Linked DNA regions of Homo sapiens: region 2 is linked to region 1. The links are chromatin contacts, found by POLR2A ChIA-PET in ENCODE. All regions are on one chromosome and are shown on one strand. Each heading gives the region's core, a stretch centred on a gene start or an enhancer-like site at or near the end of the contact. The rest is flanking DNA. Distances are from core to core; before and after follow the strand shown. Region 1 overlaps VMP1 (vacuole membrane protein 1). Region 2 overlaps VMP1 (vacuole membrane protein 1).

Region 1 (6,544 bases), core at 2,340-4,839:
ACCCAGGCTGGAGTGCAGTGGTGTGATCGCAGCTCACTGCAGCCTTGTGGGCTAAATCGATACTCTCACCTCAGTCTTTCCAGTAGCTAGCTAGAACTTGAGTAGCTAGCTAGAACTACAGGCGCATACGATCACATCCAGCAAATTTTTAAAATCTTTTGCAGAGATGAGGTTTCCCTGTGTTGTCCTGGCTGGTCTCAAACTCCTGGGCTCAAGAGATCCTTCCGCCTTGGCCTCCCAAAGTGTTGGGATTACAGGCGTGAATCACCACGCCCAGCCTAAGAATCAGTTTTTCATGTACAGTTATAGCATAATCTCTAAAATATTAAAAAACACCTGGTACAGAAGAGTAAGTTTGACATGCTAATGTTAATTTTAAATTCCAATGGGGTGAGCAGAAGAGGAAGAATATACAAATGTATGTGCTCTCTAAAAGGAAAGAAAAAAATAGCACACAAAAGCTCCTAATGGGAAGACACTATGATGTATGCAATGCCCATCTCTGAATCCTGAAACTCTTGGTGAAATTGCCAAGTTTACTGACAACCAAAGTAACCCAAAAGTCAGATCAGTGCTGCAAAATGTCCTCTGCAAGGCAATATGGTGATTAACAAACAAATGAGGCCGGGCGCGGTGGCTCATGCCTGTAATCCCAGCACTTTGGGAGGCCAAGGTGGGTGGATCACCCGAGGTCAGGAGTTCAAGACCACCCTGGCCAACATGGTGAAATCCCATCTCTACTAAAAATACAAAAATTGGCTGGGCGTGGTGGCGCATGCCTTTAATTCCAGCTACTCGGGAGGCTGAGGCAGAATTGCTTGAACCTGGGAGGCGGAGGTTGCAGTGAGCCAAGATCGCACCATTGCACTCCAGCCTGGTGACAGAGTGAGATTCCGTCTCAAAAAGCAAACAAACAAACAAACAAATGAAAACTACTATTTCAGATTCCTTGCACTTCCTCTAAAAGTAGAGGATTGCTGTGAAAATATTACCACACTAGAGTATTATTTGCCATGTGTTTGAGATGTCAAACAATTCAAAAGCTAAAAAAAAAGTATGATTACAACAAAAGTAAAACTTTTTTTTCATTTTCCTTTAAATGCATGAAGGAAAGTTTCTACTTAAATCATCCATATTAATAAAAGTCATCATTTTCAGGGTAACTGTATAAACAGGAGTCAAATACACTGAAATTTACCACAAATTCCAATTTGGTTAAAATATGAGTTTATTCATCTCAAACGATAATTTTAAAATAAATTTTTAAATAATATTCACATTCTAACTTTTTTGATAACTGTATATTTAAGAACAGTGTAGTAAGTTTATAATCTACTTCTAGAATTACAAAATAGCACAATAAAATTGAGCACTGAGCAAAGCCAAATAAACACTGACCATACTATAAGATTAACAAGTAATAATCTTGTACTTGGAACACTGTTTATGTGATTGTGGCCAGGCTCCTTCTGCCATCACTGTGAAATATCACCTTACAGGCCCTGACTGACCCATAATTTAATTTACTAAGAAGATAATATAAGATTAAAAATAAAAGAAGTAATATATCTCTATTTTATTCCAATGAAAAGTATATCATTTAAACCCATAGCACTCCTCCCTGCAAACCATCAAAATTTACCTGTGAAATTTCCATTATGATGTTCCTTGTTCATTGCTACACGTCTCTGGTCACAATTTTTTCCATTCTCTGCCATTTCATAGATCAGTAACTCTTGAGGAGCTAATACAGCAAAATAAAATCCAGCAATACATTACAAACTTCTGCTGTGTAGCTGTGACTGAATAAAACTGAATACAGGAATAACATCACAGTAATAAGCCACATGATATGTATGATGTGTTTACACTTTTTTTCTTTTATAACCAAAATTTGAACAATTTAGTTATTCTATTGAACAATTTATATAGATATTCTAATACAAATAGTAAAAATATAAAAGCCATATAGTTGTAAACCTTTTCCTAGTAGTTATTTCAGGGATCTTCCAGATTGAAATTTGGAGGTAATCTGTCCACAGAAGGAGGATATCAAGCACTAGTAACTCCAAATGTTAACACACTATAAAGTCTAACTCCTTCTAATTTACAATTAAATATCATACTACTGTGTACTCAAAATTAATCTTATCATTTTACCTTTTTACAGTTTTCTTTCATATTCCCTTTAACATTATTATATAAAAATAGAATATACTACAAAAGATGCTGCAACTGTTGATACATAAATCTAAGATCATAGACCAGTTTTATTTAGGAAACAATTCTACTGAATAAAATGATATGGGCAAAAAAAAAAACCAAACTTGAAATGTTTAAGATAGTTAAATGTACTTTATTTATAACATGCTTCATTTCATACTACAGGTATCAGTGCTTTTACTTTAATGTAATACAACATATAAAAACCAGATTGCCTGTGATTGTATCATTCTTCAGGTGTTAGTAAAGCAAAACTTTCTACTCAAAAAGCACATCACTTCAATAAAAGGCTAAAATGCTGAGTCCTTAATACAATAAATGCTGAGTCCTTAATACAATATTAAAACTTGCCCAGACACTTATAAAAAGACAACTGGGGCCGGGTGCAGTGGCTCATGCCTATAATCCCAGCACTTTGGGAGACCAAGGCAGGATGATCACTTGAGGTCAGGAGTTTGAGCCCAGCCTGGACTACACAGTGAGATCCCATCCTACATAAGATAAATAAATTAGCCAGGAGTGATGACCCATGCCTGTAGTTCTAGTTGCTCAGGAGGCTGAGGTGGGAGGATTGCTTGGGCTCAGGAGTGAAAGGCTACACTGAGGTATGATTGTACCACTGCATTACAGCCTGGGCAAAAGGGAGACCCTGCTTCAAAAAAAAAAAGAAAGTGAAAATAAATACAACCCACAGGAGAAAGTATTTACAAATCACATATATTTCATAAGAAGCGTGTATCGGGCCTGCAAACTCTTACAACTCAGTAATAAAAAGCAAATAATCCAATTAATAAACGGACAGAGGAGCTGCACAGATATTTCTCCAAAGATACACAAATTGCTAATAAGCACATAAAAAGATGTCTAACATCTTTAGCCATCAAGGAAATGCAAATTAAACCACAATGAGATACAATCTCATACCTGTTAGGATGGTTATAGTAAAAGACAGATAATAGACCAGGCGCAGTGGCTCACGCCTGTAATCCCAGCACTTTGGGAGGCCAAGGCAGGCAGATAGTGAGGTCAGGAGTTCAAGACTAGCCTGCGCAACATGGTGAAACCCCGTCTCTACTAAAAATACAAAAATTAGCCTGGCGTGGTGGTGGGTGGCTGTAATCCCAGCTACTCGGGAGGCTGAGGCAGGAGAATCGCTTGGACCCCCGAGGCGGAGGTTGCAGTGAGCCAAGATCGTGCCATTGCGCTCCAGCCTGGGTGACAGGAACAAGACTCTGTCTCAAAAAAAAAAAAAAAAGAAACAAAAAAAAGATAATAATAACAAGTGTTAGTGAGGATGTGGAGAAATCGGAACTGCTGGTGGGAATGCAAAAGAGTTCAGCTGCTTTGGAAAACAATCTGTCAGTTCCTCAAAAGGTAAAATACAGTTACCATATGACTCAGCAATTCAGGAATGTTCATAGTGACACTGTTAACAGACCAAAGGTTTTTTTTTTTTTTTTTTTGAGATGGAGTCTCTGTCGCTCAGGCTGGAGTGCAGTGGCATGATCTTGGCTCACTGCAACCTCTGCCTCCCGAGTTCAAGTGGTTCTCCTGCCTCAGCCTCCCAGGTAACTGGGATTACAGGTGCCCGCCACCATGCCTGGCTAATTTTTGTATTTTTAGTAGAGACGGGGTTTCACCATGTTGGTTAGGCTGGTCTTGTACTCCTGACCTTGTGATCTGCCTGCCTCGGCCTCACAAAGTGCTGGGATTACAGGCGTGAGCCACTGCGCCCAGCCTATAACCCAAATGTCTTATCAACTGATGAATGGATATAGGAAATACGGTATATGGTATACCCAAACAATGAAATATTAGCCATAAAAAGAAATAAAGTAGTAATACATACTACTGCATCAATGGAGTCTGAAAATATGCTAAGTGAAAGAAGTCAGTCACAAAAGACTACTTGTTATGATTCCCATTTATATGAAATTTCCAGAATATGCATATCCATGATAACAGAAAGTGGATTAGCAGATGAGCTGGAGAAAAATGGGGAGTAGCTGCCAATGAGTTGTGAGTTTTTTTCTGGGGTGATGATAATGTTCTAAAATTGTTTTGATAGTTGCATAGATGTGAATATACCGTTTAAATGGGTGAATTATATGATATGTGAATTATGTTTCAATAAAGCTGTTTAAGAATAGTCACCAGCAGGAACTATCCAAACTTCCAAATATTCATAGGAAATATATGTTATGAATACATATGAATAATATATTCATAGATTATAAATAAATAAATAAATAAATAATCTCATTTATTCATTCATTCATTTAGTTATGTTGCCCAGGCTGGTCTCGAACTCCTGGCCTGAAGCGATCCTCCTGCCCCAGCTTCCCAAAGTGGTGGGATTCCAGGCATGAGCCACTACCCACGCGTCTCTATATTTAATAGAAGACCCAAGAGTATTAGGAGTATTCTCATGGCCAAGTGGCTCAAATTTTTATATTTTATGAGCGGATTCAGTGACAATTTAGAATTCAAAGTCAGATATATGAGTTAGGGGGTTATATTATTAAGAAAGAAAATTCATGAAGTCACTTGATAAGATGCTTGTATAAGGTTTGTTTACCTATTCACTGAACAAATACTAACTGAACACTTTGTATGTGCCAAGAGTCATGCTAGATTTATATTTAGCTGATCAGAATATGATATGGTCATGGGTCCAATCTTCCTGTAGTTTGATAGCTGGTGCTAATTTATTCCTTGTCTAAACTCTAACTATTGTAACTATTTTCAAAATTTATGCCTCATAAAGGAAAACAAGTGAAAGCCTATAAAAATCACTAGAAAAAAAAGCACACATTCATCACTGTAATATTCTCCTTTTTAAGATACAATCCATTTGTGTATACCTTTGTTTTGTTGTCTTCAATGCTGAATAAGCAAATAAACACATCAAGAAATAAAATATAGGTTTCTATTAGTATAGATAGCCTTAAGTAGACAATCATAAGATTTAAAATCTGAAAAATCTGGATTTGATCCCAGATTTGCCACTGATTAGTTGTGTGATCTTAAGCAAAGTTTCATTTTCTTTAGTCCTTCATTGTTTGGATTCACAAAATGAGGACAATAATTGCCACTTTCAAATGATTGATGTGTAGATGAAATAATCTATGTATGCATGTGTATGTTTGTTGATACGCATGCATGTGTGACTATAAATACCAATACATCAAAAGAGTAGGAGGTAATAAACGTACAAAATGCCTAAACTATAAAAAACAACTTCACAGCACATGCCTCATTGTTATTGTATCAGTGATGCCAGTGTTGTTCATTCAGCTCTCATTTTAAAAGTTCGGGGGTCTCCAATGGGCACTGAGGATACAAATATTAATAGGATAAGGAGGTCCCTGTCCTCAAGAGGATCACAGTCTGGTAAAGAAGCCAAATGAACACAAGAAATCAATTATAACAGAATGGGATGAAATAGGCATTTTAATAAAATTAGATGAAAAGACAATGTTTTAGTCAGGTCTTAAGAGTCTAACAGGGCCAGGCATGATGGCTCACGCCTGTAATCCCAGCATTTTCGAAGGCTGAGGCGGGCAGATCACGAGGTCAGGAGATCGAGACCACCCTGGCTGACACGGTGAAAGCCTGTCTCTACTAAAAATACGAAAAAATAGCCAGGCATGGTGGCGGGCGCCTATAGTCCCAACTACTCTGGAGGCTGAGGCAGGAGAACGGCATGAACCCAGGAGGCAAAGCTTGTGGTAAGCGGAGATCGCGCCACTGCACTCCAGCATGGGCGAGACAGAGCAAGACTCCGTCTCAAAAAAAAACAAAAAAAAACAAAAAGTCTAACAGACTGGAGAAATTTGTAAATCTCTCTAAACATCAGTTTTTCTTAATTTGTAAAACAGAGATAACATGACACACATCAGAGGGTTGAGGATTAAACAAGATAATGTACATAAAATACTAACATATTGCCTCACCTTTCACGTGACCTCAATATATACTAGCTATTATGAAGATCGTGAAGTAGAAAGCACTATCGGAGCTCACAGGACAAAATATTCAGACCAGTTCATAGAAGCTTAAAGTTTGACTCTGCAAACTTAAGTCATACTTGTGTGAAGATTCAGCCAAAAGATAATGTAGCCCAAGCAATTACAAAACAATAACAACAAAAACCAAAGATGCTAGAGCATCACAATAGGTTTACAAAATGGAAATCTATTTCACAAATCTGAATTTTATTAATAAAAAAATCAACTGAGGATGTTTGAAATGGAACCATATAAAAAAGTTAATGATTTTCCATCTGCCAGTCATTTAACTTGAAGCTATACTTAAGTTC
Region 2 (6,544 bases), core at 1,326-3,825, 110 kb before region 1:
ATAATTTATATACATTTTGATGACTTAGGAAAACAAAGCAATCATTTGTGACAAGCCTAAAAAGCTTGACATATTTAACATACTTAGGAACTTTTTTTGTGCGGTGGGAATTCTCTAATTGTATCATGTGGGCCTTTTGAAAGTAACAAACAGAAGGCCAGTCTGTTGCAAGTTTGCTGCTGAACATCACATTCCACCCTAAGAAAACACAAGGTGGATTGCATCGAGGGTGGATACCTTACCTTAGCACAGAAGGAAAAAGTATGTCAGTGCAAAGTATGGACTAAACTGCTTTCAGGAAAAAAGTTGTAAAAATTGATACAGGTTGGAAAAGGGAATTTTCCTTCCCGGCTTGGAGTCCTCCCAATTTAAGGCAGAACCCATCCACTCCAATTTCTGCAGTTTAAAACTTTCTCTACTTATTTAGTTTTCTCCTCTGAGTTCAACCGCTGCTGGATTCGTTTGGCATAACTTTGTGCCATGGAGTTAATGATAGATAGGATGAAGTAACACACCATGACAACGACCAACTTTTCAAACATCCAGGACAACCAGTTTTCTCCCTGTAGAAATAAATGCAGAACAATGCAATGAAAAAGGCTTCATTAGTTCAGTAGTAAAAAGAGGATCATCTATAATGCTTGAAGTGTGTAACTTACAAAACCTAAAGAATTAAAAATGAAAAGTAAGCAACCCCAACTACTCTGAAATCTCCATTACTCTCCTTTTTACACCCAACTATCAAGATTTCACTTTGTTGGATGTAAAATCAGTGTTGAATCACATAGTTTAGAATGGGATGAGTGTGAGGTTAGCTCTTCTACTAGGACCTAAGAATAAACTCTTTGATTAAACTCAACTCTGAAGTCGCCATGCAGATACTCATGAGTATTGTCAAGACAGTTAAATATTTTTGTTCCAGTATTAGGAGCTGTTTTTAAAACACACAAATGTATCTGTTTCTGATGTCATGTTTGGTCAACTGAGGGCAGCAAAGGTCCATAAGAAGAGTGCAAGGCCATTAAAAAAAACAGTGCTCTGGCCGGGCGCGGTGGCTCACATCTGTAATCCCAGCACTTTGGGAGGCCAAGGCGGGCGGATCATCTGAGGTCAGTTTGAGACCAGCCTGGCTAACACGGTGAAACCCTGTTTCTATTAAAATACAAAAAATTAGCTGGTGTGGTGGCACGTGCCTGGAATCACAGCTACTTGGGAGGCTGAGGCAGGAGAATCGCTTGAACCCGGGAGGCGGAGGTTGCAGTGAGCCAAGATCGCGCCATTGCACTCCAACTTGGGCAACGAGAGCGAAATTCTGTCTCAAAAAAACCCCAAAGAACAAAAAACGAACCAAACAAAACAAAACAAAAAAAACCTGTGCTTCCCTCGAGTTTCCCATTTCAGGTTATTGTTTACTCATCCTCTTCTAGTCATTTCCCTTTGCCTCAGAATCGTTTACAGAAAAGACAGTCTAAGTTTTAAAGTTCAGCTATGGTAAGAGCCTTGGTTTATTAAAAAATTATCATTTTCCCATGGGTGAAAAGAAAAATAGAGTGAAAATCAAAAGGAGATATTCAAGTCACCTCAGTAAGTCTAATACTTTGTTATGCTGTAAGTTTTAACTTTTTAATCCACTTGGGAAGTATATCTACCAATACATCATTTAAGATCAAGGCAACAACTCATTCTATGTAACAGAACCATTACTTTCCATTGGCTCTACCCTTGTTTTTAGGAGAAGATGTACAGAAGTTACACTTTCTAGTCTAAGACAAAGACAAATTTCCCAGTAGAGCATACACAGACGCTCAACTTCTGTCAAGGAACACTGGCAAACCAACTTCACTTATTTGCCTAAAAATGTGAGTGAGAGCTGTGAATGTAATTTCAGCCCGAAACTTCCCAGAGGGGAGAAGAAACCGGATTAAAGTCTTACCTGTGGTGTGCCCATTTCGCTTTTGTGGTGAAGCTTCTGCCGTTGAGCCTCCAGGTACTCCTGAAATGGCTTCTGCAGAGATGGACCTATGCCGGGGACAGCACTGGAAGCAGGGTACAGTAGCCCAAAGAAAAAGACACATTTGGGAAGAAAAGCAGGAAAAACGTTAAAGAAAATGTACTTACCACCTGGACTCAAAAGGCAGGGATTGGATAGGAAGAGGAATAAAATATAAAAATCAGAGAACTGCTGAAATTCTGTGACCCCTTTTTAGTTAAAAAAAAAAAAAAAAAAAAAGAAAATTTACTCCATCTAACAACCCCTTAAAAACCAAAATCTCTCCCACCAACATGTCTGGGAGAAACCAAGAGCTGTAAATCAGAAACCGCTTCCAGCAAAAGAGTTAGTCCTCAGAGTAAGGTCAGCTCAGCTGATACTGTACTCTGGTATGGCACAAAGAATAAAATGAATGACTTCTCAGAAGTCCCACATTTATCACCACTAGTTCCTGTAAGAACTGGTTTGAACCAATTAATAAGGAAATGACTTATGCTTGTGTCATCCCTAGTTAAAAAAGAAACTGCCCGCCCTCTCTCTGACTTGTCCCCTCTTCTCAGAGGGGGCGGTCTTTCTCAATCTAAGTCCTTATTAGGACAATCTGTGCGTCATCCTTATCCAAAAAGAATGCATTAGCAAACTTGGGAGGCACCTCCCACTAGTCAGAAGTCAGTGATTAACAAAGGAACAAAGAAGGAACTATGAACTTTGAATCCTTTCATGGTTTATGGTAGACAGTTTGCACAGAAACTCCAGTACATTAGTAACAGCTTGTTCTGAGATGATTGGGATAGTGATCTTTGATAAATTTATGTACTCGGAGCTCCTTCTTACCCAGAATACATGGAGGCAGTGCTGTTAAACCGGTTTGGCAACTGTAGCTAACAGGCTCCTGTTTTAGACATGCTTGCAGGCGTTTTTAAAAACGGTAGCTTGGGGCAACTTAGAAAAATCAAACATCTCTATTTTCTGTACCTTTTAGTTTCTTACCTGTTACATAGGGCTAAGGAGGTAAATAAGTTCAAACTCTTTCTTAGAGCCAGCCAAAGAGATTCCGATATGTACTTGCAACACTGCCTAATGCTTGTCCTATTAAGTACACTGACTCAAATTCACTTCACTTCACTTTTTTTTTTTTGAGACAGAGTCTCACTCTGTCCCCCAGGCTGGAGTGCAATGGCCTGATCTCGGCTCACTGCAACCTCTACCTCCAGGGTTCAAGTGATTCTCCTGCCTCAGCCTCCCAAGTAGCTGGGATTACAGGCGCTTGTCACCATGCCTGGCTATTTTTTTTTGTATTTTTAGTAGAGATGGGGTTTCACCATCTTTGCCAGGCTGGTCTTGAACTCCTGACCTCGTGATCCCCCTTCCTCGGCCTCCCAAAGTGCTGGGATTACAGGTGTGAGCCACCGCGACTGGCCTTCACTTCTTTTCTAGAACAATTCCTTGCTGCTTTTTATAACAAAAAGCAGGAATAGAAGAGTTTTTGCTATTATATTTTATCAGATGCTAACATATCCCTAACTTCTGGCTGATTCTTTTCTTTAATCCTTTTTATCTATCAGTCACCAAATACTTAATTGATTCCTTTTGCTGGGAAAAAAGCCAAAAAAAAAAAAAACCAAACTGCCCACAAGGAACTTAAAATCATTTATGGGGATTTGGATTCAAAACATAGGCAGATGCGCACACATGTGTGCGCACACACACACACGAACTGATCTGTGAACAAAATAATTTACAATTCAATATTAAAGTTTTTGGTACAGAAGATATATACCGAAGGAATTGGAGGGAGAAAAGAGAGATCAGTGAGGGGTGAAGTTGTTAAAAAGGTCCTCTAGGCCATGTGTGGTGGCTCACGCTTGTAATCCCAGCACTTTGGGAGGCCAAGATGGGAGGATGGCTTGAGCCCAGGAGTTCAATACCATCCTGGGAAACATGGTGAAACCCTGTCTCTACAAAAAATACAAAAATGAGCTGAGAATGGTGGCATGTGCCTGTAGTCCCTGCTACTCAGGAGGCTACAGTGAGAGCCCAGGAAGCTCAGGGCTGCACTGTACTCCAGCCTCGGTGACAGAGACCCTGCCTCAAAAAAATAAATAAATAAATAAAAATAAAAATAAAAAAATAAAAAAAAGATTCTTTAATGAATACTGAAGGAGGTACAAAAGGCCTGAACAGACATATATAATAAATGTGAATACTGCACTGATCAGACTAGAAGACCTGTGACAGACATAAAAGATGCTGTGAACAATCGAGAAAACTCATTACCTTCAGACTAGCCTCTCACTGAGCCACCGCTCCTGGCCCTGACTTTTAAGCAGACTTATATTAGGGAGGCAGACTAGTAATCTTTCCTTATATATTACAGGTGGGAATGCAAATAGCTCATCCATTTAGACTAGAAATAAATGACATGAATATAACAAATATATAAAATATTTTAAATATTTAATATATTAAATATATATAATTAAATATATGTATTTTTGTGTATATAAATATATGCACAAAAAGGTTGACTTTGAAAACTGCAAATTTATGTGGCCGGGAGCAGTGGCTCATGCCTGTAATCCCAGCACTTTGGGAGGCCGAGGCGGGCGGATCACCTGAGGTCGGGAGTTCGAGACCAGCCTGACCAATATGGAGAAAACCCGTCTCTACTAAAAATACAAAATTAGCCAGGCGTGGTGGCACATGCACAGAATCCCCACTACTAGTGAGGCTGAGGCAGGAGAATCGCTTGAACCTGGGAGGCAGAGGTTGCAGTGAGCCGAGATCATGCCATTGCACTCCAGCCTGGGCAACGAGAGTGAAACTCTGTCTCAAAAAAAAAAAAAACAAAAAACTGCATATTTATAAGAACTTTCCTTCTCATAAATCAATGTTTTCACTTTAACAGTACTCTGGCCAGGTGCAGTGGCTCACACCTGTGATCCCAGCACCAGGGGAGGCTGAGGTGGGCAGATCACGAGGTCAGGAGTTCGAGACCAGCCTGGCCAACACAGTGAAACCCTGTCTCTACTAAAAATACAAAAATTAGCTGGGTGTGGTGGCACACGCCTGTAATCCCAGCTACTCGGGAGGCTGAGGCCGAAGAATCGCTTGAACCCAGGAAGTGGAGGTTGCAGTGAGCTGAGACCACGCCATTGCACTCCAGCCTGGGCGACAGAGTGAGACTCCGTCTCAAAAAAAAAAACAAACAAAAAAGCAAAAAAACAAAACAGCCTGGCCAACATGGTGAAACCCTGTCTCTACCAAAAAGACAAAAATTAGGCCAGCCATGGTGGTTCACGCCTGTAATCCTAGCACTTTGGGAGGCCGAGGCAGGTGGATCACCTGAGGTCAGGAGTTCAAGACCAGCCTGGCCAACATGGCGAAACCCTGTCTCTACCAAAAAGACAAAAATTAGACCAGCCTCGGTGGTTCACACCTGTAATCCTAGCACTTTGGGAGGCCGAGGCAGGTGGATCACCTGAGGTCAGGAGTTCAAGACCAGCCTGGCCAACATGGTGAAACTCCATCTCTACTAAAATACAAAAATTAGCCGGGCATGATGGAGAGTGCCTGCAATCCCAGCTACTCAAGAGGCTGAGATGGGAGAATCACTTGAACCCAGGAGATGGTGGTTGCAGTGAGCCCAGATCGCACCACTCCACTCCAGCCTGGGCAGCTCAGCAAGACTCCGTCTCAAAAAAAAAAAAAAAATTAGCTGGGCATGGTGGCAGGTGTCTGTAATCTCAGCTACTTGGGAGGCTGAGATGGGACAATCGCTTGAACCCGGGAGATGGTGGTTGCAGTGAGCCTAGATCGCACCACTCCACTCCAGCCTGGGCAGCTAAGCTAGACTCCGTCTCAAAATAAAAAAACCAAAAAAACAAAAAACCCCCCCAAAAAACAAAAGTAGCCAGGCACGGTGGCACATGCCTGTAATCTCAGCTACTAGTGGGGGCTGAGGCAGGAGGATCCGCTTGAACCTGGGAGGCGGAGGTTGCAGTGAGCTGAGATCATGCCATTGCACTCTACCCTGGGCAACAGAGTGAGACTCCATCTCAAACAAAAACAAAAACAAAAACAAGGCTGGGTGCGGTGGTTCATGCCTGTAATCCCAGCATTTTGGGAGGCTAAGGCAGGCGGATCACTTGAGGTCAGGAGTTCGAGACCAGCCTGGCCAACATGGTGAAACCCCGTCTCTACTAAAAATACAAAAAATAAGCCAGGTTTGGTGGCGGGCGCCTGTAATCCCAGCTACTCGGGGGGCTGAGGCAGGAGAATCGCTTGAACCTGGGAGGTGGAGGTTGCAGTGCGCCATTGTCCTCCAGCCTGGGGAAAAAGAGGGAAACTCCGTCTCAAAACAAAACAAAAACAAAAATAAAAAACAGTACTGTAAATTGTCATTTAAATCTACCAGGGATAGCCATAGTCAAGCCATTATTTAAGAGAAAATTAAGAACCAAGACCCAAATGTTACAAAGAGTATGTTTTTGTTGTTTAGGGAAATGAGGAAGGGACTGGAAATAATAATTCTAGATTCCCTTCAAAATAATT

Evidence for each region. ChIA-PET counts read pairs that join two places held with the same protein, here RNA polymerase II (POLR2A).
Region 2: POLR2A ChIA-PET joins it to region 1 with 10 read pairs in IMR-90. The contact joins two enhancer-like sites. POLR2A ChIA-PET finds 5 or more read pairs at or near these places in 15 of 52 experiments (AG04449, Caco-2, HCT116 and 11 more).

Annotation. Positions count from the first base shown.
Region 1 is chr17:59,726,621-59,733,164 of GRCh38, reverse strand. It overlaps VMP1 (vacuole membrane protein 1), which reads right to left. Exons shown (of 12, transcript NM_030938.5): 2 at 1,643-1,744. The coding sequence starts at 1,718. Among named protein-coding and RNA genes, the nearest start is that of VMP1, 22 kb to the right of the region's middle. Within about 2 kb of position 3,589, at least 3 of the 41 ENCODE cell types and tissues checked have a DNase peak (open chromatin) inside an H3K27ac peak, as active enhancers do.
Region 2 is chr17:59,833,787-59,840,330 of GRCh38, reverse strand. It overlaps VMP1 (vacuole membrane protein 1), which reads right to left. Exons shown (of 12, transcript NM_030938.5): 11 at 1,934-2,036; 12 at 1-563. The coding sequence ends at 420. Among named protein-coding and RNA genes, the nearest start is that of MIR21, 4.2 kb to the left of the region's middle. RefSeq lists enhancers at 1-19, 1,482-2,211, 1,717-2,916, 743-3,080, 2,662-3,121 and 1 more. Within about 2 kb of position 2,575, at least 31 of the 41 ENCODE cell types and tissues checked have a DNase peak (open chromatin) inside an H3K27ac peak, as active enhancers do.